Linked DNA regions of Mus musculus: region 2 is linked to region 1. Evidence: chromatin loops called from intact Hi-C (ENCODE). Cell type or tissue: heart. All regions are shown on one strand. Links, peaks and the distances in the headings refer to the core of each region. The heading gives the core; the rest is flanking DNA. Region 1 overlaps Tbc1d12 (TBC1D12: TBC1 domain family, member 12). Region 2 holds the start of Tbc1d12 (TBC1D12: TBC1 domain family, member 12).

The links. A loop is a pair of places that touch in the nucleus more often than their neighbours do. Peaks named below come from ENCODE experiments on the same cell type or tissue, not always from the same donor. Only the 100,000 strongest peaks of a DNase experiment are listed, where the experiment ranks them.
Region 2: a loop joins it to region 1, with 2.3 times the contacts of the local background. A loop is called at or near these places in 4 of 42 quality-filtered maps.

Annotation. Positions count from the first base shown.
Region 1 is chr19:38,908,578-38,924,491 of GRCm38, forward strand. Tbc1d12 (TBC1D12: TBC1 domain family, member 12) reads left to right here. Exons shown (of 13, transcript NM_145952.4): 8 at 2,430-2,518; 9 at 4,614-4,685; 10 at 5,352-5,480; 11 at 5,727-5,836; 12 at 8,035-8,293; 13 at 9,294-11,093. The coding sequence ends at 9,362. Among named protein-coding and RNA genes, the nearest start is that of Hells, 14 kb to the right of the region's middle. In heart, for the core only: a CTCF peak has its summit at 7,314 (motif pointing left); no DNase peak of the experiment used is centred there.
Region 2 is chr19:38,827,604-38,843,517 of GRCm38, forward strand. It overlaps Tbc1d12 (TBC1D12: TBC1 domain family, member 12), which reads left to right and starts at 8,976. Exons shown (of 13, transcript NM_145952.4): 1 at 8,976-9,843. The coding sequence starts at 9,104. In heart, for the core only: a CTCF peak has its summit at 8,905; DNase peaks (open chromatin) are centred at 8,958 and 9,908; H3K4me3 peaks cover 2,319 bases; H3K27ac peaks cover 1,712 bases.

The DNA of each region.
Region 1 (15,914 bases), core at 4,475-9,474:
TCCTAGCCACTTTTCCTTTTTTTTTTGGTTTTTCGAGACAGGGTTTCTCTGTGTAGCCTTTGGCTGTCCTAGAGCTCACTCTGTAGACCAGGCTGGCCTCGAACTCAGAAATCCGCCTGCCTTCACTTCCCAAGTGCTGGGATTAAAGGCGTGCGCCACCACGCCTGACTTCTCTTTTCCTTTTTTTTGTATTTATTACTGTATAGAAAGCAAGTTCACTGAGCATGGTGTCACAGAGCCAGGAGGAGCTTTTTGAGCTCAAGGTCATCCTGGTGGTCTTCAGAGTGAGTTCCAGTGTAATCAGGCTGTTACTCTGTTACTCTGTTTTGAAAAACTCATAATAATAATAATAATAATAATAATAATAATAATAATAATAATAATAAAGATAGTAATAATAGTAATAGAAAAGTCTTCTCTTCCCTTTAAGTAAAACTTTAAAATATATCTTTGAATAAATAAATAGAACTTATCTTATAGTGGTTGCCTGTGAGAAACCACTTTTTAAATTTCTTTTTTCCATTTTATGATAAGCCATTAGGAAAGGGAAATCTTACTGAGTAGTCAAGGAGAGGACTTGGTTTTGAGGACCATGGAAGAGTCATCTCGAAATTGGTTGGCTGTGCCGGGTGGTGGTGACGCACGCCTTTAATCCCAGCACTTGGGAGGCAGAGGCAGGCGGATTTCTGAGTTCGAGGCCAGCCTGGTCTACAGAGTGAGTTACGGGACAGCCAGGGCTACACAGAGAAACCCTGTCTCAAAAAAACAAAAAAAAAACAAAACAACAACAACAACAACAAAAAACCCAAAAAAGAAATAGGTTGGCTGTTTTAGTGATTTTCTGAAGAACTGAAAGTGCAAAGTAAGTGAACATGCATAGAATTATGACCCTCGAGGCCACTGCTCTGCACTGTCCATCCTTCCTTCCTTCCTTCCTCCCTCCCTCCCTCCCTTCCTTTCTTATTTATTTATAGATGCAGTCATATCATATGTAGTTCAGACTAGCATTGAGCTGTGAATTTGCTGCCTCCACCTCTGCCTCCAGGGTTTGCAGGTTATATTCCCATGCCTGGCTCAGTTTTCTATTAAAACAAGTTTTATGAAGTACCAAAATTATACAAATTAAGACTAGAAATATAACTCAGTGCTATAACAATTGCTCAGAGCCACAAACAAAACAAAAAAAATTAAATAAACTAAAATGGCAAGTGTATGAGAGTAGGTTAGGTAACTCACACCTATAATCCCCATACTTTAGAGGTGGAGGCAGGAGAATCGGAGTTCAGAGTCATTTTTAACTGTGTAGCAAGTCAGAGTACAGTGCGAACCACATGAGAACCTGTCTCATGAACAAGCACAAACAAAACTTTTTGTTATGGGTAAATAATGAAAATTATACTTTAGAATGAAGTAATTGAGTGTAATAGTTACGCCAGGGATGGTAAAATGGCTTGGTGGGGAAAGGTTTGCACTGTTAAGTTTGAGGGTGACTGTGATAATAGATCCCATATGGTAGAAGGCGAGAACCAACTCCCACAAGGTGTCACATGTGCACATACTTACACACACTACCTAGTTACTACCGTGGGAGTATTAGTCCGTCTTTATATTCAATAAGAATTAGAACAGAATTTTTTCACTATATATTTTTCTGATGAATGCATTTATGTTTCCTCAATAAAAGAGACTACATTTAAAGCTTGGTATGGGAGCATATGCCTATGATTTCAGTAGTCAGGGGGTGAAAGCCAAATCAAAGAGAGCTCTGTGTTAGCCTTGGTTACAGAGTAAATTCAAGGCCAGCCTAGATTACATGTGAAAGTGTTGCCTAGTGCATTCACAGACACACAGACACACAGACACACAGACACACAGACACACACACACACACACACACACACACACACACACACGGAGAAAGGGAAGGGAGACAGGGAGACAGAGAGGGGGAGAGAGAGAGAGTATGCAGTGGGAAGGAGAGAGGAAAGTGAGAACAACACTGTTTTGCTGTCCGTGATTGCTTGTCTATAATCCCAGAACTCATAAGGCCGAGGCAAGAGGATTGATGGGAGTTTGTGGTTAGCCTGGGTTACAGAGTGAGATCCTGTCTCGAAAAAGGAGAAAGAGGACTAAAGACAGCTCAGAGAGCTTGCCTAGCATGCACAAGGTCCTGATGTCAGTCCCTAGTACCACATAACTTAGGTATGCTGGCACAGGCACTGAGATAGTGCTATTTCAGGAGGGTAGAGGCAAGAAGATGGGAAGTCCAAAGCTACACAGGGAATTGAAGTTTGAAGCTAACCTAAGCTACCCGAAGAAGCTAAGTCCTAAATTCTAGGGATGGGACATTCTTGATTATTCAGCTTTTCTACTTACTTTAACAGGCAGTGTCCTCAGCCTGTTTAAATTTTATCTGTTTGGTAATGCAGGTCTATCTGTTGCTGACCGAGAGGCTAGTCTGGAATTAATTAAGTTGGACATATCCCGTACATTTCCATCTCTCTACATCTTTCAGAAGGTGAGGTTTTCTAATCAGTTTTTAACTACTGTTTATTCTTTCAACACTCAGTGGTACAAATTCTATAAATCTATAGGCACTATTTTTATTTTATTTTATATTTAATTTTTTGGGACAGAGTCTCACAATTTAACCCTGGCTGGCTTGGAATTCCCTAATAGATCAGGCTGCTGTAGGAAACACAGAGATCCATCTGCCTCTGCCTTCCAAGTGCTGGGATTAAAGAAGTGAGTTACCATACCCAGCCAGGTATTACTATTTTTATAATATTTATTTTTATTTTATGTGCATTGGTGTTTTGCCTTTATGTATGTCTGTGTGAGGATGTTGGATCCCCTGGTACTGGTGTTATAGACACTTGTGAGCTGAGAATTGAACTCGGGACCTCTGGAAGAGCAGCTTGTGCTCTTAATCACTGAGCCGTCTCTCCAGCCCCCGGGGATTATTTTTTAAAAGAAAAAATATTTTAAAAATTTGAGAAGAGGCCAGGCATTGTGGTACATGGCTTTAATCTCAGCCTCGTCCACATAGAGTTCCAGCGCTCACAGCTATATAGTGACACTCTGCCTTAAAATACAAAAGAAACTTCTAGGGCTAGAAGAGTGGCTCAGTGATTAAGAGCATTACAACCGTCCCTGACTCCAGTGCCAGGGCATCTGACTCCCTCTTTTGACCTCGATGGGCACCAGGCACATGCATGTAGATAAAACACTCATATACATAAAGTAAAAGGAGTAAAATATTAAAAATTAAAAATAATTTGAGCTTTTATATAAAAATGCAAAACTAAAAATTAAGGAATTTGCTTTCTGTGGAATAAAATTTATTGTCATAACATATACTTGTTATGTAGTAGGCACTTTTTTATTATAGTGAATTTCTGTATTTGAATTATTAATGAATTTGCCTTACAAACTGTTAAAATATGAATACATTAGTTCTAAATTGTTTAGAATTACCACTGAATTAGCAAGAAATACTTTACTTTTATATATTTTTTTACAGGAATAGCTGGCTATCTTTAATTTTTATATACTAAGATGCTAATAAATAATTTATCTATAATAAAGGCCACGTGATTAATAGAAAGTTTTGCTATTGGGACCAGTGAGATAGTTCAGCAGGTCAAGGTGCTTGCTGCCAAAGTCTGACAACTTGAGGTTGAGGCTGAGAAACAGAAGTAGTGGAAGGAGAGACCCAGTCCCTGAACGTTGTCCTCTGACGTTCACATGCACACTGTGGCATGTGTGTACCTATATACACGCACAATAGGTAAATACATGGGAAAAAACCCACTGGAGCTAGAGGGATGGCTCAGCTCTTAAGAGCAATTGGTTGCTCTCTAGAGTACCTGGGTTCAGTTTCTGGCACCCTTGTGGCAGATCACAACCATCCATCAATTGTAGTTCCAGGGGATATAACACCACCATCTTCTGGCCTCCATCAGCATCACGCACGTACGCTGTACACAGATATATATTCAGGCAGAACATCCATATACATACATTTTAAAATTACTATTGATATTCAAATTATCTAACATAACTCAGGCTAAATAGTTGGCACTTTTATTAAAGACAGGGTCTTAGTATACAGCCTCAGCTATCTGGGGAATCACTGTGTCGATCATGTTGATCTCCAACTTGGTGATCCATCTGCTTTGCTGAGATTAAAGCCATGTGTGTCATGTCAGGCCTATGTTATTTTAATTTACTTTTCTGAAATTATATGACGTGAAATGGGCTTAGTATAATGACATGTGCAAGGCCCCAGTTTCAATACTCATGTGTACATAGCAAAAGGATTAAATGGAAAATTTTTATATTTATTATACCCTAGAAGTATTTAAAATAGTTTGCAAATTATATAAGTTGTATTCAAGTGAGTATATTTGACTTATTATTCAAGATCAAACTTTTATTACTTCTGAAAACATCTTGATAGAATACATTTAGAATATCTTTATAATGATTAAATGTGCTAAAACTGGTCATTTAGAGAATGCTACAGTTTTATAGTTTTTAATATTTTATGAGCATTAACCTAAAGATCTTTACTTAAAGTTTCAATTTTTATTCTTTTTTTTTTCCCTAAGGGTGGCCCATATCACGATGTTTTGCATAGTATCTTAGGGGCATATACATGTTACAGACCTGATGTTGGTTATGTAAGTATTTGTTTCCATCTGATTTTTACACATAAACATTGTATCTGTGCTCATCAGGACAGCTCTTTACAGCCACAGGTCAGTCTCTGCAGCCCTGACCTTTGAGCTGATGGGTTTACCTGAGGAGGAAGCTCCGGGTCTTTTGCCCCCTGCTTAGGACGCCTGGCGGTCACGCTGCTCCGTGTGCTGGGTGCTGCATGATTCTTCTGTTCCTTCCACTCAGGCTTTGCTCAAGCCTCTTTTCATTTTGGATTCCCCCCTCATGTCTTTCTTGTGATTCCCCACAAATTCAGGCTCTTTTAAGCACAACAACTTCTTTTTTTTGACTTTTAGTATTCTATCTTAGAGACTTCCTTGCCTCTTCGTTCTTCATATGTTATAATGTGAAAACAACCACTTACGACATGAGAGCTACTTGGTACACTGAGATAGGCTCTTAGACCAAATAAAAGCTGGTTTAATTGTTTTCTGATTTATTAAATCCTATCAAATGAACAAATATAAAATTAGGGAAATTTACAGCCATTACAAGTTCATAGTAGTTGCTTTTACTGAGAAGAAAAACAAAATTGGTAAATTCTTCTTACTATCAGTTTGTAAATTTTGAGGAGGGTAGCTAGCACGTAGACTGATTTTAACCATTTTTACTTTTCCTTCCCTTTGAAGGTCCAGGGGATGTCCTTCATCGCAGCCGTTCTCATCCTCAATCTGGAGGAAGCAGACGCCTTCATTGCGTTCGCGAATCTCCTAAACAAGCCGTGCCAACTGGCCTTTTTCCGAGTGGATCACAGCATGGTATGAACATTTGGGATAGACTGTGTTTTCCTCATAAGTTTCTGTATTCTGAATGCCTGCTTAGAATAAAAAACATGAAGAAACTGAAGTAATCTAAGCAAATAGACAAAATTTTCATTGAATAACAATTTTAGAAAACTTGAAGCAACTCAAAAGAGTTGTTAATAAAATTTTCTATTAATATTAACACTTTCTCTTTCTGCCATAGATTATTTTGTAATTTTATTTATCTTTTTCTATGTATAGATGTTGAAGTATTTTGCAACATTTGAAGTATTCTTTGAGGAAAACCTATCCAAACTATTTCTTCATTTCAAGTCGTATAATCTGACACCAGATATATATTTGATAGATTGGTAAGTCACTAAGAAACATTAAATAAAATAAAAAGGAAATAGTGAATAACTTTCTCTGTTTTTTAGGAAATATAGTAAATATGCTAGGTGAGATTGACATATAAAAGGCACTTTTCCTTACGAATGAAAAAGTCCAAGGATGCATCTAAAAACGTAGACTGAAGCCAGGCTTGGTGGTGCACGCCTTCATTCCTAGTGCTTAGGAGGCAGACACCGGAGGATCTCTAAGTTCAAGGCCAGCCAGGTCTGCAAAGTGAGTTCCATGGCCAGAAGGAGAAATCCTGCCTTGAAAAACGAAACAAACAACATAGACTGGCTTGAAATTAGTTTCTTTCTTTCTTTCTTTTTTTTTTTTTTATTATAAAAGGGAATAGGGAAGAACCCGAAGACATTGCTCAGCTATTAAAAGGGCAAGCTACTCTTGCTGAGAACCTGAGTTCACCTCCCAGTACCTGGCTTGAGCAGCTTCACCATAGCCTGTAACTCCAGCTTCAGAGGATCAGAGACCTTCTGCCCTGTAGTCACATCACACACACACACACATACACGCACACACACGCACACGCGCGCGCGCGCGCACACACACACACAGACACACACACACACACACAGACACACACACACAGACACACACACGTCTTTTTTAAAATGAGCGAGGATAGGGAACTGGGCAGAGGGTCAGCATGGGAACGCACGTGCCACACAAACCTGACAGCCTGAGTTTGATCCCCAAACCTGTGTAAAAATCCAGCTGCAAGGCACATATCACAGCCTTTCAGTGGCCGTCTGGGAGGCAGAGACAGGAGAATCACGAGGAGGGAAGCTAGGCTGCTGTAATAAAGCATCAGAAGCAAGAGAGACTCTGCTTCCACAAGGTGCAAAGCAAGAGCCAACTCCCAGGAGTTGTTCTCTGACATCCATATTCACTATGGCAAATATATGCCAGCATGTACACACTCACACTCATGCACACACCCATGCAAGCATGCACACAAAGAAATACATATTCTTTTTTTTTAAGTAAAGAGTATAGAAATATCTTGAAATATAGTGAATTGTAGTAATGGATTAACTTATTTAATGCCTAGCATATACTAATATCTTAGAAAAAAGTAGTTGCCATTTATTCGTAACACAGCAAAGCTATATTATATGGTAGTATTTCTTTAATCAGAGATGTTTTTCAAAGCTTTATCAAAAGTTCTCAATTAGAAATGATTCCCTATTTAGATGCTAATATATATTTTCTTATTTCCTATATGTTCTGTTCTAATTCTGAGGATTTGTGTAGTAAGCAACAGCCAGTTGACTTTAGTATCATTGGTGAATTTTGATAAGAAGTGGAGAATTTGGGGCTGGAGAGATAGCTCAGTTGTTAACAGCACTGGCTGAAGCTGGGTTCAACTTCCAGCACCCTCAAAGTGGCTCGCTCACAACTGTAACTCCAATCCCAGGGAATTATTGGATGCCCTCTTCTGGTCTCCTCAGGTACTACATGCACAGGCACATCCAGGCAGACACATGATATTTAAAAAACAAAATTTTTTTAGTAGTTGTAAAGTTTTAATAAATTTTGAGTTAGGGCTTCTAGTTCAGCCTGGCCTTAAACTTCGTATGTAGCTGAGGATAGCGACACAATTCTGAACTTCACAGTCTGTCTCCCAAGCACTAGCGTCTCAGGCATGTGCTACCATATGCAGTTTACCCAGTTTATGCTGAGAGTAATACCCAGGTATCTTGCATGATGGGCAGTGCTCTCCCTCTGAACTCAGACTGGCTGTATGTTTTGATGGAAAAAATGAATAAGCAAATAATGACCCTGATCAAATATGATATCTTCCTAGTCATTTGGGCCTTTTCCTTTATCTTCCCTTCAGCAAGAGTAAATATTGTGCGCAGTCTCACATTAAAAAATTATACATTCAGACTCAAGCATTCTGGTTTCGGAGCCCCATGGCTCTAACCATTACACTATTTTACCCCCTCATTCCCACACCCCAGTTTATTCCAGACTATCTCCATGTAAGGTTCTAAATTTACTTAATGTCATTACTTACTGCTTAATTTATCACTATTCAAGTTTTGGGAAAAAAGTCTCAATGTATTTGTCCTCTTATCCCTGTATACTTCTTTTTCCCTCCTGATGCTTAATGAGTAAAGGAGTCCATGCTGAGTAACTGTTTTTTCCTTAACTCTAGGATCTTCACATTGTACAGCAAATCACTGCCACTTGATCTGGCTTGTCGAGTCTGGGATGTGTTTTGTAGAGATGGGGAGGAATTTTTATTTAGGACTGGATTAGGGATCCTCCGGCTATATGAAGATATACTCCTACAGATGGACTTTATTCATATAGCACAATTTCTTACCAAATTGCCAGAAGATATAACATCAGAAAAGCTTTTCAGCTGCATCGCAGCCATTCAGATGCAGAATAGCACCAAGAAATGGACTCAGGTAGAGTGACTTTATTTATTTTTAACTCTTAATTATCTGTGTTAAAATTATCTGTGGACTTTTGTAGAGCAGTTATCTGTATCACAAATGTTAGTAAAACTAAAAATAAATTTGGTTTTGAAATGGGATAATTTAAAATGGATTTCTCTCTTCTATGTACCTAAACTTATATCTTTACTTTACAAAGTTCTGCAGTATTGTAGTGAATTGACACCTACAGTAGTCAGCCTTCACCCGAGCAGACATGGGTGACTTTGAGATTTCAAGCAGGCACATGTTATAGTAAACACCTGCTGTGAGATGTCGAGGTGGGTCAAGGGCAAAGGTGCCTGTTGCCATGGGTGACAACAAGGATGAGATTATTCTCTGGGTGCCACACAACGGAAGGAGAGCACTGACCTCACACATGCACCATGCACAGGCATGCTGACACACACACACAAACCCAGGCAAGCAAGCACACAAACGTTAAAAACAAGAGGCCAACACCAAAAAGCCCTAGCTGCTGTGTACTAAAAACTTACAACGGAAAGAACCTAATGTATGATCCTGGCCTCTTGTTGTTTTGAGTCAGGGTCTCCTTTAACGGAGGCTTGACTTGATCTTATTGTGTAGCTGTAAGGATGACCTTTGTCTTAGTCAGTGCACTGTGCTGTGAGAGACACCGTGGCCACAGCACTTCATTGTGTCCTTGCTTACTTTGGTCCGTGATGTTGACGGTGGGGAGCATGGCAGCATTCAGTCAAAATAAAAAACCAGGTGATCTGGAGTCTGGGATGGGGGCCTGTGCCTGTAATCTCAGCAGTGAGGTGGCAGCAAACTCAGCCGTTCAGTCTCCTCTGCTGAGCAACAAGTTCAGTGCCAGTGTGGGCCATGTAGACCCTGTCCAGAGACCTTTAAAAAAGGTGGTCTGAGGACTTGAGGATGCTGGTATTTCAGAAAAGCTTTCTGTGTTTATGCCTCTGGTTATTTACATCTCTTTGTTTCATGCTATTTGCAGGTCTTTGCATCTGTAGCAAAGGACATTAAAGAAGGGGACAAGAACACCAGCCCTGCTCTGAAGAGCTAACCTTTGAGTTAGTGACAAACTGAAATGCAAAAGGTAGTTTTCGGGGAAAGTTTTCTCTTTCCTATGTAGATACCGTGAAGAAATGTCGGAGAGAAGAATCGGGACCTGGAAAAACTTCTGGGTTTAAATTCCACGGCTGAAGTAAATGAAACGCGTAATTTATTGACAGTATTAATAAAAAAGTACCTGTGGAGAGCCATTTTTCAGAGGAAAAGGCTTAGTTGGCTATTACATACTCCATAATTTGGAGTGAATACTTTAATGCAATAATTTTTTTTAAAAAAAATAGCTTCACAGAAACTTCAATTTTTATGTCGTTTCTTTTTTAACAATTAACTACAAATGCACTTCTGGAGTCAGAATAGGATTGCTAAATCCTACTTTAGTCTCCAAAAATGATAGAACACATGTATTATCTCCAGTTCTGAGCTTGGGAAGATATTCTAGACCAGTAGTAAGCAACTGAGTCGTAAGTTCCGTCCGCCACTGGAGCTCTTGCCTGCCTTGCTCGCAGGCCAGGGAGGTCCGCATCCTCGAGAACTGGAACACTGGTGGACATGATTGCCTGTTTTGCTTATGGAGTTTCCCACAGTGTTGTGTCCCCTTGGTTTTTGAAGAGAAATCTTTCTCTAAGTAATTTCTATCACAAAAGAATTTTCGCCTTATTGTTTCTTGTCTGCAAATTGTTATGTAGTAACTTAACATTAAAAAAACTAGGTAACTGGTAGAAAGGAAGATCTTTTTGCACTTTAGAGGACTGAAGACTTGACTTTGAGAATAAGAATAAGAAAGCAATGAATTCTAAGAGTTCGAGATAACACACTACTTACAAGACTTGAATTTTTTAGTTAAAATCCATGTTCTATCTATAGAAACAAATTTTATTAATTTCAGTTTGAAATTTAAAACTTTATATAGCTAAGTCTAAGACTTGTGAAACTCTATGCATATTTTTTTCTAATTGATGGGAATAATAGTAAAAGTAATTTTACCTTTTTTCTTAGTCTAATGGCATCTCAGATAAACTATTAATCATTGGTAAATTGACATTAAATTTATTACTCTTAATTTCTTAACCTAACCTAAATCATTTGAGTATTATGGTTAATATCAGTATAAAATACTATTTGGTTATTGATTAGATTTATACTGTTCTGATGTTGCAATTTGGTTTGAAACAACATAGAAGCACACATTTCTGTTAGTAGTGGACATACATATATATAGTCTTTAGACTAACAAGCCAGAGATTCTTCCTTATTGGATAATAAACTGCCTTAGGAGTATGGGACCAGAGGAAGTGCATATATTTTTACCCTATGGGTTGATCATTCTAGCCTCAGGAACCCTGTAGAATTAACTCCTGTCATAGGGGCTAGCTCAGTGAAACTGGTAGTATAATAAAACAGTGAGGGAGTTTCTAGAGTCTTAATAGGTTCTAGCATGAGGACTATCCCTTAATATTGGTGTCTCTCATAAAAGGCACATAACCTCCGGGAGTAATCTCATTGAATTTATATTACTTGGCCTAGATTTAATCTTATTTTCATGTATTAGTTTGCTAAGGTGGTCCTACACTCTGCATTTCTTTCCCTTATTTTTTTTATTGTACAGTTTCTTTACCTACCAAGTATAAATGTGTATATAAAATGTAAATACAAGAAATTCACTAAAATCCACTAGTAACAATTACTATGAAAAATAAAACTTGTACACAGAATTATGAGAAAATGAGTCTTCATTACTTTGGTGCCTTCAGGTTTAGTCAACATCTAGAAAAAAAGGAATAACTTTTTTTGTGGGGGTGCTCAGATTTCTCCTCTAAGGAATCTATGAGATAGTCAGTGCTTTGAGCCTTTCAGAGCAGCTGACATACTATACTGTTGTATGTTCATTCCCTTTGGGTCACGTAAATAGGCAATAATGTGATTAGTCATGTGACCCCACACAGCATCCATCCATCCATCCATCCATCCATCCATCCATCCATCCATCCATCAATCTGCGACAAGGTATCTATGTATCCCTGGCTGGGCTGACCTAGAACTCACTATGTATACCACTCTGGCCCCCAACTCAAAGAGATTAAGGATGTGTGCCACATCTAGCTGACAGAAATATATTGGGGGTGGCACTGGTGCTCTTAACCATCTCTCTAGCCTCTATGTGTGTTTTCTTATGTTGATCTTTTTTGTTGCAGCTGCAACTTGAATTAAGAATGGAGATAAAGGGCACCCTTACCTCATTCCTGGTATTAGAGGAAATGCTTTCATGCTTTCCCTATATATCAGTATTATCAGTCATCACGATCTGGCTTTGAGTTGGCTTGTATTTGAAGAATTTTTTGTGTGTGTACATGTATGTTTTTATGTATACAAGTTCACTGCAAATTCAAGGCCAACCTGGTCTATATGATGTCTTCCAGGCCAGCCAGGACTATATACTAAACTCTGTTTCAACAAACAAGTATTTCAAAAATACTTTTCTATTCCTGTGACAAAACACCACAATCAAAGCAAATGATAAAAGAATGCATTTAATTTGGGACTTATTGTTCAGAGAGTGAGTCCATGAACATGACAGGGAGCTTGGCAGTAGGCAGGCCAGCATGATGCTGGAGAAGTATATTAGTCAGGATTCTCTAGAGTTACAGAGCTCATGGAATGTCTCTGTATATTTAAAGGAATTTATTGGAATGACTTATAGTCTGCAGTCCAACTAATCCAATAGTGGGCAGCTGTGAGTGGGAAGTCCAACAGTCTAGTAGTTGCTCAGTCCCATGAGGCTAGGTGTTTCCGCTTGTCTTCTGTATAAGCTGGAATCCTGAAGAAGGTTCCAATAGATGTGCTGGCAAGTAAGTGCAAGCAGGCAAAGAAGAATGAAACCTTCCTTTTTCCAGTGTCCTTATGTAGGCCTCCAACAGAAGATATGGCCCAGATTAAACGTGTGTACTACCATGCCTGGGTTTGGAACTTTCTTTTCCCCAGGATGACTTTAAACTCAGAGATCTGCTTGCCTCTGTCTCCTAGGATTAAAGGCATGTACTACCTTTTCTGGGCCTAAGCTTTTCATGGCCACCATTCCTCAAGATCTGGATCAAAAGCATGTGTCATCTCATGTCAAGGTCTGAGTCAAAAGCCTGTGTCTTGAGACTGGAAGCAGCCTCAAGATCTAGATCACAGGTTTGCTCTCCACTTCTGGATTGTAGTTCATTACAGATATAGTCAAGTTGACAACCAGAAATAGCCACCACAAGCAGTACATTAGAGCTTACCTACATCTTGTCTCCAACCATGAGACAGACGGCTGGGGAGGAAGTAAGGGATCAAGAGAAAGGAATGGATGGATGGATGGATAGATAGATAGATAGATAGATAGATAGATAGATAGATAGATAGATGATAGAGCAAGCTAGGTAGCTAACAGCTAACTGGGAATAGCATGCATAGGGTTTTGAAGCCTCAAAGACTGCCTGACACACCTCCTTTAACAAAATCACACCTCCTAATCCTTCCCAAACAGTCCAAATATGGGGACCACGTATGCAAATATAAGGGTCTATGGGACAGTTTTCATTCAGTCTGTCTTCAGATAACAATACAGCTCATTTTGATTCCTTTTTCCAACACAATTGTCATTTCTTCTTCTTCTTCTTTTTTTTTTTTTTTTTTTGAAACTAGTGGCAGGGGTAGAGACAAGCAACCATCCTTGAGAAATCACGATTCCACAGTGTACTGGTTAGATTAAACTGTCAACACAACCTAGAATCACCCGGAAAAAACTTCAGTTCAGAATTGTCTAGGTCAGATTGGCCAGTGGGCATGTTTGTAGGGGATTCTCTTGTTTATTAATGTAGAAAGACCCAGCCTATTTATTATGAGTGGTATTGTTCCCTAGGCAGAAGCTTGTACCTATATAAAACAGGAGAAAGCTAGATGAGAACCAGCAAGCAAATGAAGATGGATGGATGGATGGATGGATGGATGGGTAGGTATATGATTTTTTTTTTCTGTTTCTTTGCTCTGGTCTGTGCATATATGACTAGGATAGACACTTTAGTCCCAGCTCAGTCAGTCAACAGGGTCGTGAGGGAGGGAGGATTAAAGAATAACAATTAAACAACATTATGACATGACTTTACCCAGTGCTGAAGTGGGCTTATTTTTTTCCAGTCTGCTTTTATACCATTCCAGGTACATAAAAAATTGGGTCAGTTCTAGGTCAAAGACAAAGTAGTCAAGGAACAAGCAAGGCATAAACAAAGTCCAGTGATCACTGTGTCTAGGGGGTTATCAGGATGCCCAAGACACAAGGAATACAATGCATTCCTTGGCTGTATTCATCCTGAGCCTCGTCTTAGCCCAATGTCAAACTCTTTTTTTGAGCCTACTCCTTCGTCCTGGCTCAATGTAAATATTCTTGCCAATAGCCTTGAGGCAGCATCAAAGGCTCTCCACAAGTCCCTGCCTTGGCTTCCCCCAAAATAAGGGGGTATAACCTAGATTTGTAACCCAAATAAACCCTCTTCTCTCCTAAGTTGCTTTTGGTCTGGGTTATTTTTCATAGCAACAAACGAGCTAGGACACAATTTGGTTCTGAGAGTGGTGTCACTTGATGGACCTGGCCATGTGAATTTTATGCCTTGGTCTTGGAGACGGAATATAAAAGCATTTGGAGCTTTGGACTAGAGAAACTGTTGAGTGCTGGAGGCAGACTCTGATTCGCTGTTCTTGTGAGAGTTTGAAAGATATTAATGCCAGAAGAAATGTGGATTATAGCAGCCTGGGCTCATGAAGTTTCAGTAGGGAGCAAGAACTTTATCAGGAATTGGGCCAGGGGCCAGTCATGTGATATTTTGCTTTATTTAATTATTGATTATTTGATCCTGCTAGGGCTGTGGTTGTAAGAGACCAGCACCACTGTAGTATACCCTCTGTGCTTCGTTGGGGCAGTAGGGTTGTATTTCTTCAGGGTCAGGAAATATAACCCAAGGGAGACAGGCTGCGGAGATGTATCTTAGCAGAACTTGGCAATGTAAGAGTTGAAGCCATGAAAAGGTCATGGTGGGCAACTAAGGCTTGGCACCTTGTGGCCAGAGTCTCTACAAAGAGAGTCTGAGAGAGGCCACTGGTAAAAGTGAAGCCTCAGTTGCACTAGAGAACCCTGGATATTGGAGATGCCAGGACTGTGAGACGTCTGCCAGGGAAAGCTACAGACAGAGAATGGAGCCAGCTTAATCTTAAGAGAGAAGCTAAGGGCTGGTGAGATGGCTCAGTGGGTAAGAGCACCCGACTCCTCTTCCGAAGGTCCAGAGTTCAAATCCCAGCAACCACATGGTGGCTCACAACCATCCGTAACGAGATCTGACTCCCTCTTCTGGAGTGTCTGATGACAGCTACAATGTACTTACATTAAATAAATAAATCTTTAAAAAAAAAAAAGAGAGAGAAGCTAATTTGAGAACCAGTCTTTATGTTTTTGCTGCTCTATACACGTTTGTGTGAGTCATCTGCATTATGTGTGCTTGATGACAGAGGGAGGTACACGGGCAGGGAATGTGATAGGATGAATGCTTGTCCCTGATTGGACCTGACGGGAAATGCAGTGAGTTGTGGGTTTTTGACTTTTTAAACCCCTGAAAAACAAAAACAAAAACGCGAATTGTGGCCATTTTGGGGGGGGGGGATCCAATGAAAGACACGGGCAGAGTCCATCAGCCTGGCTAGTATTTAAAGTTTGCTTCAATTCTGGCCCAAAGATGGTGGTGGTGGTCTTACTCTCAACCAGCGGGATTAACACTTGGTGTGCTGTGATGGCAGAGCTGGAGAGGTGGGTCTGCCTAAGCCCTTGGAAACTTAGCAGGTACCTGGAGTAAGCCCCAGACGTTAGACATTGGCCTATAGGATTTGGTGTTTACACTGCTGGGGTTGGGTTTTTGTTTTTGTTTTTCGAGACAGGGTTGCTCTGTGTAGCCCTGGCTGTCCTGGAACTCACTTTGTAGACCAGGCTGGCCTTGAACTCAGAAATCCGCCTGCCTCTGCCTCCCGAGTGCTGGGATTAAAGGCGTGCACCACCATGCCCGGCGACTATGGGACTTTTAATGTTGGATTATGTTTTATTTTATATTAATCTCAGGCTTTGGGAGCAAACATGAGGGTTATGAATTAAAGTGACATATTTCAGTCAGCTAGTGGATGGAGCACGGGGCCCCTGATGGAGGAGCTAGAGAGAGTACCCAAGGAGCTGAAGGGGTCTGCAACATTATAGGAGGAACAACAATATGAACTAACTAGCACCCCCAGAGCTCGTGTCTCTAGCTGCATAGGTAGCAGAAGATGGCCTAATTGGCCATCATTAGGAAGAGAGGACCCTTGGTCTTGCAAACTTTATACGCCCCAGGGGATCACCAGGGCCAAGAAGTGGGAGTGGGTGGGTAGGGGAGCAGGGCGGGGAAGGGTATAGGGGACTTTTGGGATAGCATTTGAAATGTAAATGAAGAAAATATCTAATTAAAACATTCGATAAAAATAAAGTGATGTGTTTTAGATCAGA
Region 2 (15,914 bases), core at 6,135-11,134, 79 kb before region 1:
CGTGCTATTTCCTGTTGTCTACGATCCACCAGGTTTATCATCTTTTTTTTCCACAGTTGAATGATAGTTTATTTTATACACAGACACAAACAAACACACAAAATAACACATATGTATCTATACAACACTTAATCTCTTTGATCAATTTATGCTGTGTAAATGTACCAAATTGCACTTTATAGATTTGAATAACTAAAATAGTGAGAATAAAAACAAACTAACTTAACTATTCTTAGATATATATACTTCAATATTCATTTTGAAATGTCTTTATAAAAATCCATGAAGAGTTTAAATGAACTTCATTTACAATTTTCTCCTTGTACATAACTATGTGAAGAAGTCACATCTTCATGACACTGGGCTTTCTCACTTATGAATATGACTGTATTTGTTCAGGTTCTTCTGTCTTAGAATATGATTCCATGGCTCAGTGGTTAATGCTCCTCCAGAGGTCCTGAGTTCAATTCCCAGCAACCACATGGTGGCTCACAACCCTCTGTAATGGGATCCAGAGCCCTCTTCTGCTATGTCTGAAGACAGTGATAGTGTACTCATATACATAAAATAAGTAAATAATTAGAAAATACTTCTTTCCAGAAACATCTCAGCTTTATCATCTTTAATGACCTTTGAGTGTGAGGTTTTGAATCTCAAAATTATACTACTGAATATTAGTCTAGCCCACTTTCATCCCAAGGAGAGCTATTTCCTACAGATGTACTATGTGTTTTATGTTCAAAGTACTATTTAATATTCTTTTTCAGTTTAGCCACTGTCCTCTGGCCTGCTACCCTCTTTTTATCCTCAGTCCCTACATTCTCCATTGTTTATGAAACAAACAAAAAACAAAACAGAGCCACCAGTGTAAGAGGCTCAGTAGATCAAACCCCTGTAGGAATTGATACTATAAAATTATATTTTAAAGATAATCACCGGGGCTGGTGAGATGGCTCAGTGGGTAAGAGCACCCGACTGCTCTTCCGAAGGTCCGGAGTTCAAATCCCAGCAACCACATGGTGGCTCACAACCATCCGTAACGAGATCTGACGCCCTCTTCTGGAGTGTCTGAAGACAGCTACAGTGTACTTACATATAATAAATAAATCTTTAAAAAAAAAAAAAAGATAATCACCATTTTATAGTGGAGGTTTTGTTAGTCTTCCCCCTAAGCATTTAAAACACTACATACAAATGCTAGCTAGTTCGGTGTCAACTTAGCATAGGCTGGAGTCATTTGAAAAGAAAAAACCTCAGTTAAGAAAATGCCTCCACTAGACTGGCTTTGGACAAGCCTGTAGAATATGTTCTTGATAATGGATGTGGGAGGATCCTGACTCACTGAGGGCACTGCTTTGGTCTCAGCTTCAGTTCCTGCTTCCAGGTCCCTGGCATGATTTCCCTCAGTGGTAGACTGTGGTTTGAGTTATAAGATGAAATAAACCCAAGGTGATTTTATCACAGCAATAGCAACCCTAACTAAGACAATTACTTTTTAGTCCACACTTTGTATGCTTTCTCAATCTCCCCATTCAACCTATACATTTCCAAATACTTCATAGCGTGATCTGTCACTATGAGAGACTAGAAGTTGATTGAAACCAGGGCCTTGTAATTGCTAAGCATATGCCATACCAATGAGCTATAATTTCACCTTAATAATTAATATTAACTATTTTTGAGTAATGCACTATAGTTATATTTGTGTTTTGAGGCTTGGTGGGTTGTTTTGTTTAGCATTCTATTGTATTAAAAATGTGTTTTATTTATTTATTTTTACTTTAAGTAATTAATATTTTTAAATTTAATTTTAATTGTAATTCATTTTTACACTCCATATTCCATTCCCCGCCCCTCCCCATCCACTCTCTGATTGCTCCACGTCCCACACCTCCACCCCCCACATCCCCCCTGACCTCTAAACTCCCTGGGCCCTCCAGTCTCTTGAGCATTGGGAGTTTCATCTCTGAATGAACACAGATCTGGAAGTCCTCTATTGTATGTGTGTTAGGGGCCTCATATCAGCTGGTGTATGCTGTCTGTTTGGTGGTCCAGTGTTTTTAAAGATCTCCAGGGTCCAGATTAATAAAGACTGCTGGTCCTCTTACAGAATCCCCTTCTCCTCAGCTTCTTTCAGCCTTCCCTAATTTAACAGCAGGGGTCAGCTGCTTCTGTCCATTGGTTGGGTGCAAATAACTGCATGTGACTCTTTCTGCTGCTTGTAGGGTCTTTCAGAGGGCAGTCATGATACATCTCTTTTTGTGAGCATTCCATAGCCTCAGTAATAGTGTCAGGCCTTGGGACCTCCCCTGGAGCTGGATCCCACTTTGGACCTGTCACTGGACCTTCTTTTCCTCAGGCTCCTCTCCATTTCCATCCCTGTAATTTTTTTCAGACAGAAACAATTATGGGTCAGGGGTGTGACTGTGGGATGGCAACTCTATCCCTCACTTGATGTCCTGTCTTCCTGCTGGAGGTGGGCTCTATAAGTTCCCTCTCCCTACTGTTGGGCATTTCATCAAAGGTCCCTCCCTCCCTATGAGTCCTGGGAGTCTCTCACTTCCCAGGTCTCTGGTGCATTCTGGGGGGTCCCCCAACCTCCTATTTCCTGAGGTTGCCTGTTTACATTCTTTCTGCTGGCCCTCAGGGCTTCAGTCCTTTTCCCTCACCCCATATCAGATCAGGTTCCCCTCTACCTCCCACTGCCCACCCTCCCCCACATTCCCTCCCAAGTCCCTCCCTCCCCACTTGTGATTGCTTTCTTCTCTCTCCCAAGTGGGACTGAGGCATCCTCACTTAGGCACTTCAGCTTGTTGAGTCTTTTGAATTTTGTGGACTGTATCCTGTGTATTCTGTATGGGTTTTTTCCCTTTCCTTTCCTTTCCTTTCCTTTCCTTTCCTTTCCTTTCCTTTCCTTTCCTTTCCTTTCCTTTCCTTTTCTTTTTTTTTCTTTTTTCTTTTGGCTAATATCCACTTATTAGTGAGTACATACCACGCATGTTCTTTTGGGTTTGAGTTACCTCACTCAGGATGATATTTTCTAGTTCCATCCATTTGCCTGCAAAAGTGGGAAAGAGCCTTGAACTCATTGGCACAGGAGAGAAATTTCCTAAACAGCACTCCAATGGCTTATGCTCTAAGATCAAGAATTGGTAAATGGGACCTGAAAAAATGGAAAGCTTCTGTCTGCAAGGCAAAGGACATAGCCGCTAAGACAACTCAGCAACCTACTGATTGGTAAAGAACCCTCACTAACCCCACATCCGATAGAGGGCTAACACCCAAAATATATAAAGAACTCAAGAAGCTAATCACCAAAAAACCCAATCAAAAATGGGGTATAGAACTAAACCGAGAATTCACAACTGAGGAATCTTGAATGGCTGAAAACACCCAAAGAAATGTTCAAAGTTCTTAGTGATCAGAGAAATACAAATCAAAACGACCCTGAGATTCCACCTTACACCAGTCAGAATGGCTAAGATCAAAACCTTAGGTGACAACGCATGTTGGAGAGGATGTTGAGAAAGAGGAACACTCCTCCATTGCTGATGGGATTGCAAACTGGTACAACCACTCTGGAAATCAGTCTGGAGGTTCCTCAGAAAATTGGAAATAGATCTACCTGAAGACCCAGATTTACCACTCTTGGAAATATACCCAAAAGATGCCCCACCATGCCACAGGGGCACCTGTTCCACTATGTTCATAGTGGCCTTATTTGTTATAGACAGAAGCTCGAAATAACCTAGATGTCCCACGACAGAAGAATGGATACAGAAAATGTGGTTCATTTACATAATGGAATACTACTCAGCTATTAAGAATGAGGACATCCTGACTTTTGCAGTAATTAATTTTTTAAAAAGAGCCCGGGACTTGCTGTGTAGCCATATTTCTGGCCTGGAACTCAAAAGAGATCTGCCTACTTATGCTCCCAGAGTTCAAGGAGTAAGACATGGGCCACCTCGCCTGGCTTTAAACTGTAGATTTTAAAAGGTGTCGTTGAAAAAAAATGACTGAAATCTGGAACTGACTCCAGCTGTTACTGAAAATAGAAACACTTAACCAGTCTTCTTACACTTTTATGTAAAAAATTTCATTGGATAGTGGTAACTATCTCCTACTTTCATTTGTTATATTTTATTCTATTTTATTTTATTTTGTTTTGCTTATTTGGGAGAAAAGTCTCATGTAGCCCAGGTTAGCCATAAGTCTCATGTAGCCCAGGCTAGCCATAAGTCTCATGTAGCCCAGGCTAGCAATAGCTTGCTAGTAGATGATGGAAGGTAACCCTGAACTTTGCATCACCTCCTGTACCTTTGGATTACATGCTTATACCACCATGCTTAGTTTATATGGTGCTGGGAACCAAACCTAGGACTTTGTATAAGCCAGCCTAGCACTCTATAATCTGAGTTACAAACCCAGCCCCTATCATTGTTTTTAGAAACTTTAAAAAGAATTTATGACAGGGCTTTACCTTGTAGAAACAGGCTGGCCTCAAATTCACAGAGTAACTTGAAAATTACATTTACTTATGTGTGTACCTGTATATGAAGGTCAGAGAACAATTTGCAGGAGTTGGTACCCTTCTTCCACAAGCTCTGATTGTTAGGGTTGGCCTAACAATCAGCCCTTTACCAGCTGAGCCATTGTGCTAGCCCTCTATAGCTTTTAAACTTAGCCTTACAGTTGCTTTTCTTTTCAAATGCAGCTTAATGTCCTGTTGCAACACAAAATTTATTTGAATTACTTTACAATCTGTAGCTATAACATACATTTAGAAACATACTTCAGGATTAAAGAGTTAACATTTAATCAATGTAAAATTATTTAGGGGCTGGAAAGATAGCTCAGTGGTTAGGAGCATTTACTGGTTTTATAGAGGATCCAGGTTTGGTTCCCAACATTTAAATGTCAGCTCACAACCATCTGTAACTCCAGTTCTCGGAAACTGAGCCTCTTCTGACCACAGAGGGATCTTGAAAGCAGATAGTGTTTATATATACACACAGGCATACATATATATGAAATAAAATATACTTTAAAAATGTTATGAAAGAAGTATAAGCTGGGCATAGAAGTGCATACCTAGAATCTATATTCTCAACCCTTGGAAGATGAAGACAAGAGGCCACCCTCAAGGCCACCCTCATGGCCACCCTCAGCTATATTGAGTTTGAAGCCAGCCAGGGCTGCAGGAGACTCTGTCTCAAAAAACAAACAAAACCCCAAATACTGTGACAAAAAGTATAAAATCAGTTTCCACCCTTTCTCTTTTCATGGAAAACCTTCTTGATCTTTATAGATATATAATTTTACACATCATTGTAATTGTAGCATTTACACATCTTTATTATTATTATCTTTCTAAATCACGGTTTCTCTGTGTAGTGCTAGCTGTCCTGGAACTTGCTTTGTACACCAGGTATGCCTCAAACTCAAGAGATCTACCCACCTCTGCTCCCAATTTCTGGGACTAAAGACATGCACCACTATGCTTGGCACATTTCCTTATTTTTATTTAGCATATGTTTGTTAGATTTCTCTGTTTTTTTTTTTTTTTTTTATTTCTGCCACTTGTCTTTGATATAACTAGCTTTGCCTGCACTTTCCATATTTCTCTTAGGTAAATTAGAATTTTTGGCTGTAAAGCATTTAGCTGTAAACATCTCTGCACAGCTGTTATCTTTTCTTTGGAATGGTTTCCTTATGACAGATTCCCCCAGGGGTAGGATTACAATACTTCCTAATATGTGGCATGCACTGCTCCATCAAAGGATCATTGTGTATTTTTAAAGCATTTCCTTTATCTCTTGGTTTGTGGTTTGTCCCATTGTGGCTTACCAAATGGCAGCTGCTCTATGATCTTTATACTATTTATTTCCCACTCATATCTCACCCTGCTAAGTCAATTTGCTATATACATCTTTGAAATCGTTATTGTTTTGTTATAATTCACAGCCTTGATCCCAGTCACCCTTTATACCAGATTGGGTTTTACCAGGAATGTATGGAATTTAAATCATTTGCAGAAGTTGAAGATGATTTTAGTAGCAAGTCCAATTGCATAGCTTTGCAAGATCATATATTTCTACTACATTACAGAGCTTACTTTTAAATTTTGATATTAAATTTATTGTTCATGCTATCAATCAGTTTCCAAAGAGACATGCTGACACGTTCGTTTTATTCATCATCGAAGATAGTTACATAGTTAGTTGACCTGCCCTGCCACCGCCTCTCTCTCCCCTCCCCCCCCTCTGTATGTGTGTGTGTGTGTGTTTAATCCTAAATGTTTAAGAAACATTGCTCTAAGGGCCTGTAGATGCTCATAGTTAAGATGCTCTTTTGAAATCCAGTATAGCTCCAGAACTATCAAGAAAATGTATGAAGGGTCCATAAAATGGTCCAGTAGGTAAAAGAAAGCACCACCTGTCCAAGCTTCATTACAGACCATCAAAACAATAGTAATTAACAACACTACCAAGAACAATGCATTTTAAAGAAGGGTGTAAAGATTTTGAGGCCTTTATACTCTTCTTGACTGCAGGCACAGCAAAATAATCCAGTTAAGAGGGACCACACAAAGGCACAAAGGATATAATGTATCTTATAAGGAGACATTTCTTTGTTAAACTCTATAAAATGTTACTTACCAGATAAGGCAGAAAGTTTTTTTGTTTTTTTTTTTTTGTTTGTTTGTTTTTTTAAGTTTAGTTATTTTGAGTCAGAGTTTTGCTGTGTAGCCCAGAGCAGCCTGGAATTCTGATTCTTTTGCAGAAGCCTCCAGAGTGCTGGAATTGACACATTTGTCACCCCCTTCCTATCTCCCTCCCTTCCTTTCTCTTTTTTTTATTAGTGAGTGAAAAGTGCTATCTCATAGTTTTGATTTGTTACTCCCAAATAACTTATATGCTTATTGATATTCCATTTAACATATCATCTCGAGAAAAACACATATATTGAAATTTTTACACTCTCCCTTCCCTGTTTTTGAGCAGAATGACTCACTGGAAGTCACTATGTGTTAAAACCAAGCCTCCTATCTTGGCCTCCTTGTCTTTTGATTGATTGATTGATTAACTGATGTTTTTAGTTTTTTGAGACAGGGTCTCTCTGTGTAGCCCTGGCTGTCCTGGAACTCATTGTGTAAATGAGGCTGGCCTTGAAATCAGAAACCTGCCTATATCACCTGAGTGCTGACATTAAAGTCGTGCACTACCACCACCTAGTCAAGTTGTCTTTTAAAATATTGAATTACAATTTTTTTCTTGAGATAAAAGTTTGCTGTGTAGCTCATGCTATCCTCAGATTTGCTATGTAGCCCAGGCTGGTCTTGAACTTGAGATTCTCTTTTGCTTCACCCTAGAGAGTTCTGTAATTACAGATGCTTTCTACCACACTGGCTTATTTCTGTATGTATTCTGGGTACTGTCCCTGTAACTAATACAGGATCTATCTACTCTCTCTCTCTCTCTCTCTCTCTCTCTCTTTCTGGTTTATACACATTCTTTGGTTTTTCCTTTTGAAAGATGTTTTGTGTATGTATGTTCAGGTGTGTGTGTTCCTATGTATGAGGTAAGTATACACTCATATTTAGGGAGGAGAGAGTTCAACTCAGCTGTTACTCCTTTGGGACTGCCCATCTTATTGTCTGAGACATGACCTCTTAATAAGATCTAAGGCCAGCTGCCTTAGCCAGGCCGGTTACCAGAGCATCCCAGGGACTGCCTCTCCAATGTTAGCTGTACAAGGGCATTCTACAAAGTGGCTTTTTATGTGAGTGCTGCGATACAGGAAAGGTCCTCATGCTTGCATGACAACGTGACCAACTGAGCTATCTTCCACCTTTCAAAAGATCTTGATAATAAACGCTTTTACTGCTTTGTTTTGCTAAGTATTCCATTCTATTTCTATACTTGCTTTCAGAGGCATTTGTAGAATGAATGGTCTCTAGTTACTGCATTATCCTACTACAACAATGTCTATTTGGGCCTTTTACAACAACTTCATCTCTTCTGAAATACCAACACTATTGGGTCTCTGCCCTATGCTCATTCTTCTATGGAGGTAGAGTCACTTGATATCCCCCGACCCCCTTTGTGGCTTACATAAATGGCCCCTTCGACCAAACCAGAACTTTAACCCAAGTTTATAACTCTCACTATGTTAGTTAATTCCAATGTCTTTCCCCAATCCAGTTTCCTGTTTCTTCACACCACAGCAATCTCATAGCCTTGTTATTCCTGGCTGCTCTCCTATCACTCCTGTGGCTAGTTATTATGTCTTGCGATTCACACATTAAATACATTTTATTTCCACTAAACGGTCATTATATCTTAATCCATTACCACAGGTTGCTGCAGTTATTTTTTTTAATATTTATTTATTATATGTAAGTACACTGTAGCTGTCTTCAGACACTCTAGAAGAGAGCATCAGATTTCGTTACAGATGGTTGTGAGCCAGCATGTGGTTGCTGGGATTTGAACTCAGGACCTTTGAAAGAGCAGTCGGCAATCTTAACCACTGAGCCAAACAGTCCTTCTCGCCCTGGCTCCATTTCATTTCCGTACCCAGGTGACACGACAACCAACAACCAACGTGTTAAAAAGTGTTAGGAGATCAGACTTTGGTAAACATGGAAGACTAAGTGGAAAAGATAGGTAAGGGGCTGTCATGTGGACAACGAAGCCCTGAACGGTTCCAGGAGTTCTTCACTGCTGTTAGAGAAGGTAAAAACTGTCAAGACAGGAGCACTTAAACTAACTTCCTTAGTTTCCTCTCACAAACAAATCGCCGTCAAGTGATATGGTTTATGCGAAGTGAGCCTTGCCCTCCCTTAGGCTAAGCACTGTCACCCGGGTGGAGGATCTCAGATTGTCCTCCCGGGTCGCTCTAGCTGCCGTCTCTATGGTTCGGGGACGCGCCGGGTCGCGGGCAGGCCCGGCCCCGCTGGTGCGCGTGCGCGATCCCAGCGCGTGCCCGGCCTCCGGCAACTGCCCCGGCCGCCGGGTGGGAGGGGTGGGTCCGGGGACGTCGCGGCGGCCGTGGCCGCGAACCCTGCACGCAGGGCAGTCCTCCTCCGCCGCCTCAGATGATGGGTCCCGAGGATGCCGGAGCCTGCTCGGGAAGGAACGCCGAGCTGCTCCCAGTCCCGGGGCCCATGGGTCAGGACGGGAAGACCGTCCCGGCCACCAGCGGCTTTAGCGGAGGCGCTGTCGCCGCGGAGCCGCCGGAGGAGGCTGGAGAGGAGGAGGCGCCGCCGCCGCGGCAGCTCCTGCAGCGGTACCTCGCGGCGGCCGCGGGCCCGCTGAAGCCCGGGCTCGGCGGGGCGGAGGCGGAGGCGGAGGAGGCGGCGGCGGCAGCAGTCCCCGCGGCGCGCGGCTCAGGCATGACCAACGGAGACTCGGGCTTTTTGCTGCGCCAGGACCGTCGCGGCCCAGAGGAGGCACGTCGCCGCCGAACCTGCGGCCGTCCCTGCCTGCTGGAGCCCGCGGACGAGGGCGTGGACGGTGCGGGTGGCCTGGACGACTGGGCCGCGCCGCTCGAGGACCCGCTGCGGAGCTGCTGCCTGGCGGCCGGGGACACGGACGACCCGGACCCCGCAGCCGCCACCCCTGCCGGGAGGGCCGTCGAGAGCGCGGAGCCCAGCCTCGGCCTCCCCGACGCCCGCTTCGGCTCTCGGAACACGTTCGAGGTGAGCCGCCGTCAGAGCGCCGGCGACCTCCTGCCCTCAGCGGGGCCGTCCGCACCCTTGCCAGCGGCAGAGCAGGGTCCCGGGGGCACCACGGCTCGGGCTCGACGGAGCGGTGGCTTCGCGGATTTCTTCGCCAGGTATCACACTGGCCGCGCGAGGGGCTTGGGCGGGGCCGGGAACGGGCTGCCTTCCAGCGTACGGAACAGGAACGTCGGGACTCAGCTTTGATCTGTCGCTAGGGTAGGGGGACCGGATGGCTTTGTGAGCTCCGGGCCTGGAGCCAGGATTGGTGTTACTCCGTCCCCAGGAAGCGTTGTGCTTCCAGGTCTGACCAGCCTCCCAATACTACACATTCAGTTTCTTCATCTGGAACATCAGATAACCACTGCCCTATTATTTTTTTGTAATTGTATTACTAGGATTTGGACTGGGCGGGCGGCAGTGTGTGGTGTAGAAGTCTGTGAAGTTTATTTGCTTGGAGTCTAAGCCCGTTCCATTAGTTTGGGGATTCGAGGTTTTTTTTTAAAAAAAAAAATAATTTAACTGCACACTTATTTTGTGTTAATGTGTGTGCGCACATGTATCCTTGCGTGGAGATCAAACAATCTTTGGGCTCTTCCTCTCCCATTCTCTGGATAGGGGGGATTCAACTCAAGTCAAGTCTAGTGGAAAATGTCTTTGCTATTTTGCGGGCTTAGTTTGGGGATTCTTAAATTCAGAAATGATTTTTTTTTTCTTTTTCTTTTTTGATTTTTGTCGGCTGATCTCGAACTCACAGAGATCCGCTTGTTTCTGTTTCCCAAGTGCTGACATTAAAGGCATATGCCGCCATGCTGGGCTCAGAAATGATATTTTTTTCATAGTATTTGTTTCCGTTGCTTTTACTAAAGCTCATTCCTTGTCGGGAGTACACACTTTTAATGCCGGTACTCCTATAGAAGGATGAGGCAGGAAGATTGCCATGAGTTCAGGGGCAGCCTGGACTACACAGCTATTAGTAGATCTACTAGCAGACCAGCCAGGGTTACATAGCACGATCTTGTTTCTAAACAAAGCGAAACAGAACGAAACTGGCAGTTTAGTGCTTAGAATAAGATCCCAGTCTTTTAGCTCAGATTACTATAGCTCTCTAGGAAATTAGGAAATCCTCTTCTACTTATCTCAGATAGGCTTTATCTCTCTTCATGAACTTCCCTACCCCCAACCCCCAACCCCCATTGTTAATTGAACTCAGGGACACAAGGCAAGTAGCCTACCTATGGAGTTACATCCTCAGCAACATCATGTGGTCTCTCCTCTCTCTCTCTCTTCTCTCTCTCTCTCTCTCTCTCTCTCTCTCTCTCTCTCTCTCTCTCTCTGTGTGTGTGTGTGTGTGTGTGTTGGGGGTGAGGTTTGACTCACTTTTATGTGAGTTTTTATGTTTGGGAGCATGTATTTTATGGGTATGGATTGCTGGAACACTGTAATTACCTGGAGAGACTTCATTCTCCCTCATATCCCATCAAGAAGGGCCTGCTATGTAGTTGAAGCTGGCCTTCAAACCCCCTCCTACCCTACCTCAGTTGGGATTTTCCTCAGCCCCTCTACATTGCTGGGGTAACTTTAATTTTTAGTGATGTTTTATCTGTGATTTAACATTCTTGAAAGTTATATTATGATGCTGGACTTTGCAGATTCCAGATGGAGGCTCTTCTGGCTTCATAGGGATAGGGAAGTGGTGGCAGAACACTGCACATTCCTGAAAAGCAAGTGTCTTGTCAGGTAGATTTTGACTCTGGGTTGTTGTTGGTGGTGGTTTATTGCGTGGCAAATCAAATATCTCCAACTTGTAAACTCTTATCTCTCACAGTTTTTCCTGTTTTTATTCATTTCAGAGATTTTAAACTATAACCTGAAGCAATAGAAACGCTTTCTTTTAATACAGCATCATTGTAGCCCGGGTGCACCTTGACTTGCCCAAGTGGATGACCGAGATGGCCCTTGACCTTTCTCTTACTACCCTCTAGGATTGGAGGCTTTGACAAAACAAGTTGGTGTTGACAAACAAGTCTGGTGTATACCGTGCTGGGAATCAAACCCAGAACCTCATGCACATCAGGCTGAGCCACAGTCCCAGCTGTCCCCAGGATTTCTGGTTTAGAAAGTTACACAGTTGTGTGCCTATTTGTACACAATGAGGTACATTTTATATTGTAGTAGGTCTTTTTTTAAAAAGATTTATTTATTTATTATATGTAAATACACTGAAGCTGTTTTCAGACACTCCAGAAGAGGGTGTCAGATCTTGTTACAGATGGTTGTGAGCCACCATCCCACCGTGGTTGCTGGGATTTGAACTCAGAACCTCTGGAAGAGCAGTCAGTGCTCTTAACTACTGAGCCATCTCTCCAACCTGTAGTAGGTCTTTCTTATTTGTCTTTCTATTTTAGTATTTCCTACTTGTATAAATTTATAGTTTCTTAAATCAAGAACAGAAAAATCCTAATTTTATATTAGATTATGGGGTTAAGTAAATAGAAACGAGATCTGTATTTGTGTCTGTATTTGCAAATATATATTTTGTTATATTGCTGTTGTTCTTTTACTTTAGTTTAGTTGCTATTTTTCTGAGATGGTTATCAGTATAGCCCAGGCTGGCCTGGAACTCACTATGTGGCTCAGGCAGGCCTCAAACTTTTGATTTTCCTGCCTTGTTCTCTTAAATACTAGGATTACAGGTATGAACTACTTACAAAAGTATTTTTAAATCTTTCAGTGATAGTGCTATACAAGGCTTCAGCGTGACTTAATTGTGTGTGTTTTGACACCTTGTAGCATTTTGTTGAACTATATCTTGGTCAGGTGTCAGGAGGCTTTAGACCTGAAAGGGCTTTGGAGATCATCAATCCAACCAGTGTACCCTGAGTGCTTGCTTGGTGCCAAGCATTGAGAATAGTCAAGGTTGAGACTTTATTGTCTCGTATTTGTCTAGTAGAGGAAAACAGACACATAGATCTATAGTGCAATTTGTGAACAAATCTGTATTAGGAGCTTTCATCCTATTAGCTACAGGCAGAATTTTTCATCAAATTTTGAACTTTTTTTAACCTTTCATATAACTAGATTTTGTTCCTATGGCTACCTTATTCATATATCAGAGAACTGGGTTTTTCTTTTCAGCTGTGTATGTATGTGTGTGGTATGCATGTTTGTGCCTTTGTATGTTCCCATGTGTGTGGATTGTCTTCCTTCATCACTCTTTACCTTAATATATTGAGGCAAGGTCTCTTGGTTGAGCCCAGAGTTCACTCACATGGCTAGACTGACCTGGGGGTTCCCTATCTCAGCTTCCCAACTGTGGGGATTACAGGCAGGCTACCACACCTATCCAGCCTTTATGTGTATTCCTGGGATATGAACTCAAGTCCTTATGGGAAGTACTTTCCTGGCTGAGCCATCTTCCTGTCCCAAATAACTGGGTTTAAATATTAACAAACAAGTCCCCAAAATGTACGTACTTGAAAGCTAATTTCTGTTTTGAAGTTTCTGAAGTTTTTACAAGAATGACTTGAGTGAGGTGGGCACATGGGGTGCATAGCTGTCAAGATGCCTGTCGGGGTTCTAGACACCGCGGCTTCCTTTGTTTTGGATAGAGCAGAATGAGGGACGTTTTTCCCTTGGCATTTAGCCAAAACCTTAGCTGCATTTTGGCCATCTTAAAGGCAGGCACTGTGACATTCATCTCTGAGTGTGCAGCATCTAACACTGGCATGAATAACCCATTCAAATTGGGTTACATTGGCCACTTCCATGTCTCTTCTTTGCTGTTTTCTGAAGCGTGTGATTGTGACCAAATTTTCAATCCTTAAAATAATCAGTAACTACCCATAGTCCTAGCAACTAAAAAATTATATATTGTTATTATTATTTTTTAATTATTTGGTTATAGAATGAGCAGAGTAACTGCCTCCCCCATTTTTTTAAAAGATTTATTTATTTATTATATGTAAGTACACTGTAGCTGTCTTCAGACACACCAGAAGAGGGCGTCAGATTTCGTTACAGATGGTTGTGAGCCACCATGTGGTTGCTGGGATTTGAACTCTGGACCTTCGGAAGAGCAGTTGGGTGCTCTTACCCACTGAGCCATCTCACCAGCCCCTATTGCTGTTGTTATTATTGTCTGTGTACAGTCGTCAACTGTAGTTCCTACTGAGGGTTACCTTTGGAATCAGCTTGTTTTTACATGGATTCTTATTCTTTGGAATACCTTGCTCCTACTTCGTTCTCTAGATGAAGAAGCTCAGTATTTAAAGAAGGCTGCTCAGCTAGTGGTAGCTAGGGTTAATCTAGATTCCTGACTGCCAGTCTCTCTTTGCATTGAGTTGCTACTTCTTTGATACTGTTCTGTCCTACCTATTCATGGTGGTTTGAATCTACTTGGCCCAGGGAGTGGCACTATCAGGAGGTGTGGCCTTGTAGGAGAAAGTGTGTCACTGGTCACTGGAGGGGTCAGCTTTGAGACCCTCCTCCTAGCTGCCTAATGCCAGTCTTTTCCTGACTGCCTTGGAACAAGATGTAGAACTCTCAGCTCCTCCAGCATCACGTCTGCCTGGATGGTGCTGTGCTTCCTGCCTTGCTAATAATGGACTGAACCTCTGAATCTGTAAGCCAGCCCCAATTTATACGAGTTGCCTTGGTCACGGTGTCTCAACCCCTAAGACACTCTTCATCCTCTTTGTTTCTCTTTTTTACCTTTTATTACTTTTTCCCCTTAACTAGACAAAAGTCTATAACAAATGTTTCAAAAGTAGCTTCATGGTTGGCACGCCAGTTTTCCCAGTACTGGGGAAACTGAGGCAGGAGGATTGCTGTGAATTAGAGGCCAACTTGATACAGACAGAGGCCTTGACAAAAAAACAAAACAAAACAAAAAAGGTTTATTCTTGTTTTTATTCAATGGTGGGAAGAATTTTATGGCAATTTGTATATTAGCTGGTACTACTCTGTGTATACCAACTCAGCAGGGAGAAGAAAAAATATTTTAAAAAATTTTTTTCATTTTTAAAATAATTAATTTTGCTGGGTGTGGTGGCGCATGCCTTTAATCCCAGCACTTGGGAGGCAGAGGCAGGCGGATTTCTGAGTTCGAAGCCAGCCTGGTCTACAAAGTGAGTTCCAGGACAGCCAGGGCTATACAGAGAAACCCTGTCTCGAAAAACAAAAAACAAACAAACAAACAAAAAAAACAAAAAAAAAATTTGATATAGGGTCTTAGACTGCCTTGGAAATTGCTGTGTAAATGAGGATGGCCTCAAATAATTTTAATTCTGTAAAGTGAATTATTTATTCTAGCTAGCCTGTATGAGAGACACAGATCTTGGTATTTTATTTTCAAGCCATAAGCCTAGAGTGGGCAGGTTTTACGCTATTCTAATTTATATCCAGGCATGTGTCCCTTGATACTTGCTGCTGGAGTCTCATCTGGGCGCATTTTGTTCTCTCAGCTTGTCCTCAAGATACACTTTACCTGGCCATGGCCATGTACATGGTCCATCTCCTCTTGTCCTGGCCTCCTCTCTGTCTCCTTTCTTCTCCCCCTGGTCTCTCCTGAGAGTCCTCACTTGTTCCTCAGGTTCTGCCTTTCTCACAGGCTCTAACCTTTTATTAACCAATTAACTTTGAATTAGGGAGCAAGGTTTACACAACAAAGGCCAGTGTACATGAGAATTCTCTTGTCTGTGGGCAACCAGATTTTGGGGTTCAGAATTTAACTTTTGTATACATAGCATCAGACCAACCTCCAATACTTGGTCCCCTTACTTCTACTTCCTATGTGGCTATACCACCAGATTTAGTGTTTGTCTGTTATTGTCTAACTACCTACACCCCCACCCCCATCCATGCATCCATCCATCTGTCAATTGCAGGGTGTCACTCTGTAGTTCATAGTGTACTAGAGAACTCAGTATGTAGCCAAGGCTGGCCTTGAGTTCATAGGTAATCCTCCTGTTTCAGCCTCCCAAATTACTGATATTATAGACATGAGCCACAGTGACAATCTTAAAGGAATGAAAACCTTGTTTAGTGTCAGCTGGGCTTTGTTCTTCAAAGATCTCAAGAATCTGTGCCCCCAACCACCCTTCTTCACTTTTTCCTTTTTAATGTTTTAAAAAAGTTTTATTTACTTTGTTTTATGTGTATGACTGTTTAGCCTGTGTAGAAGTGT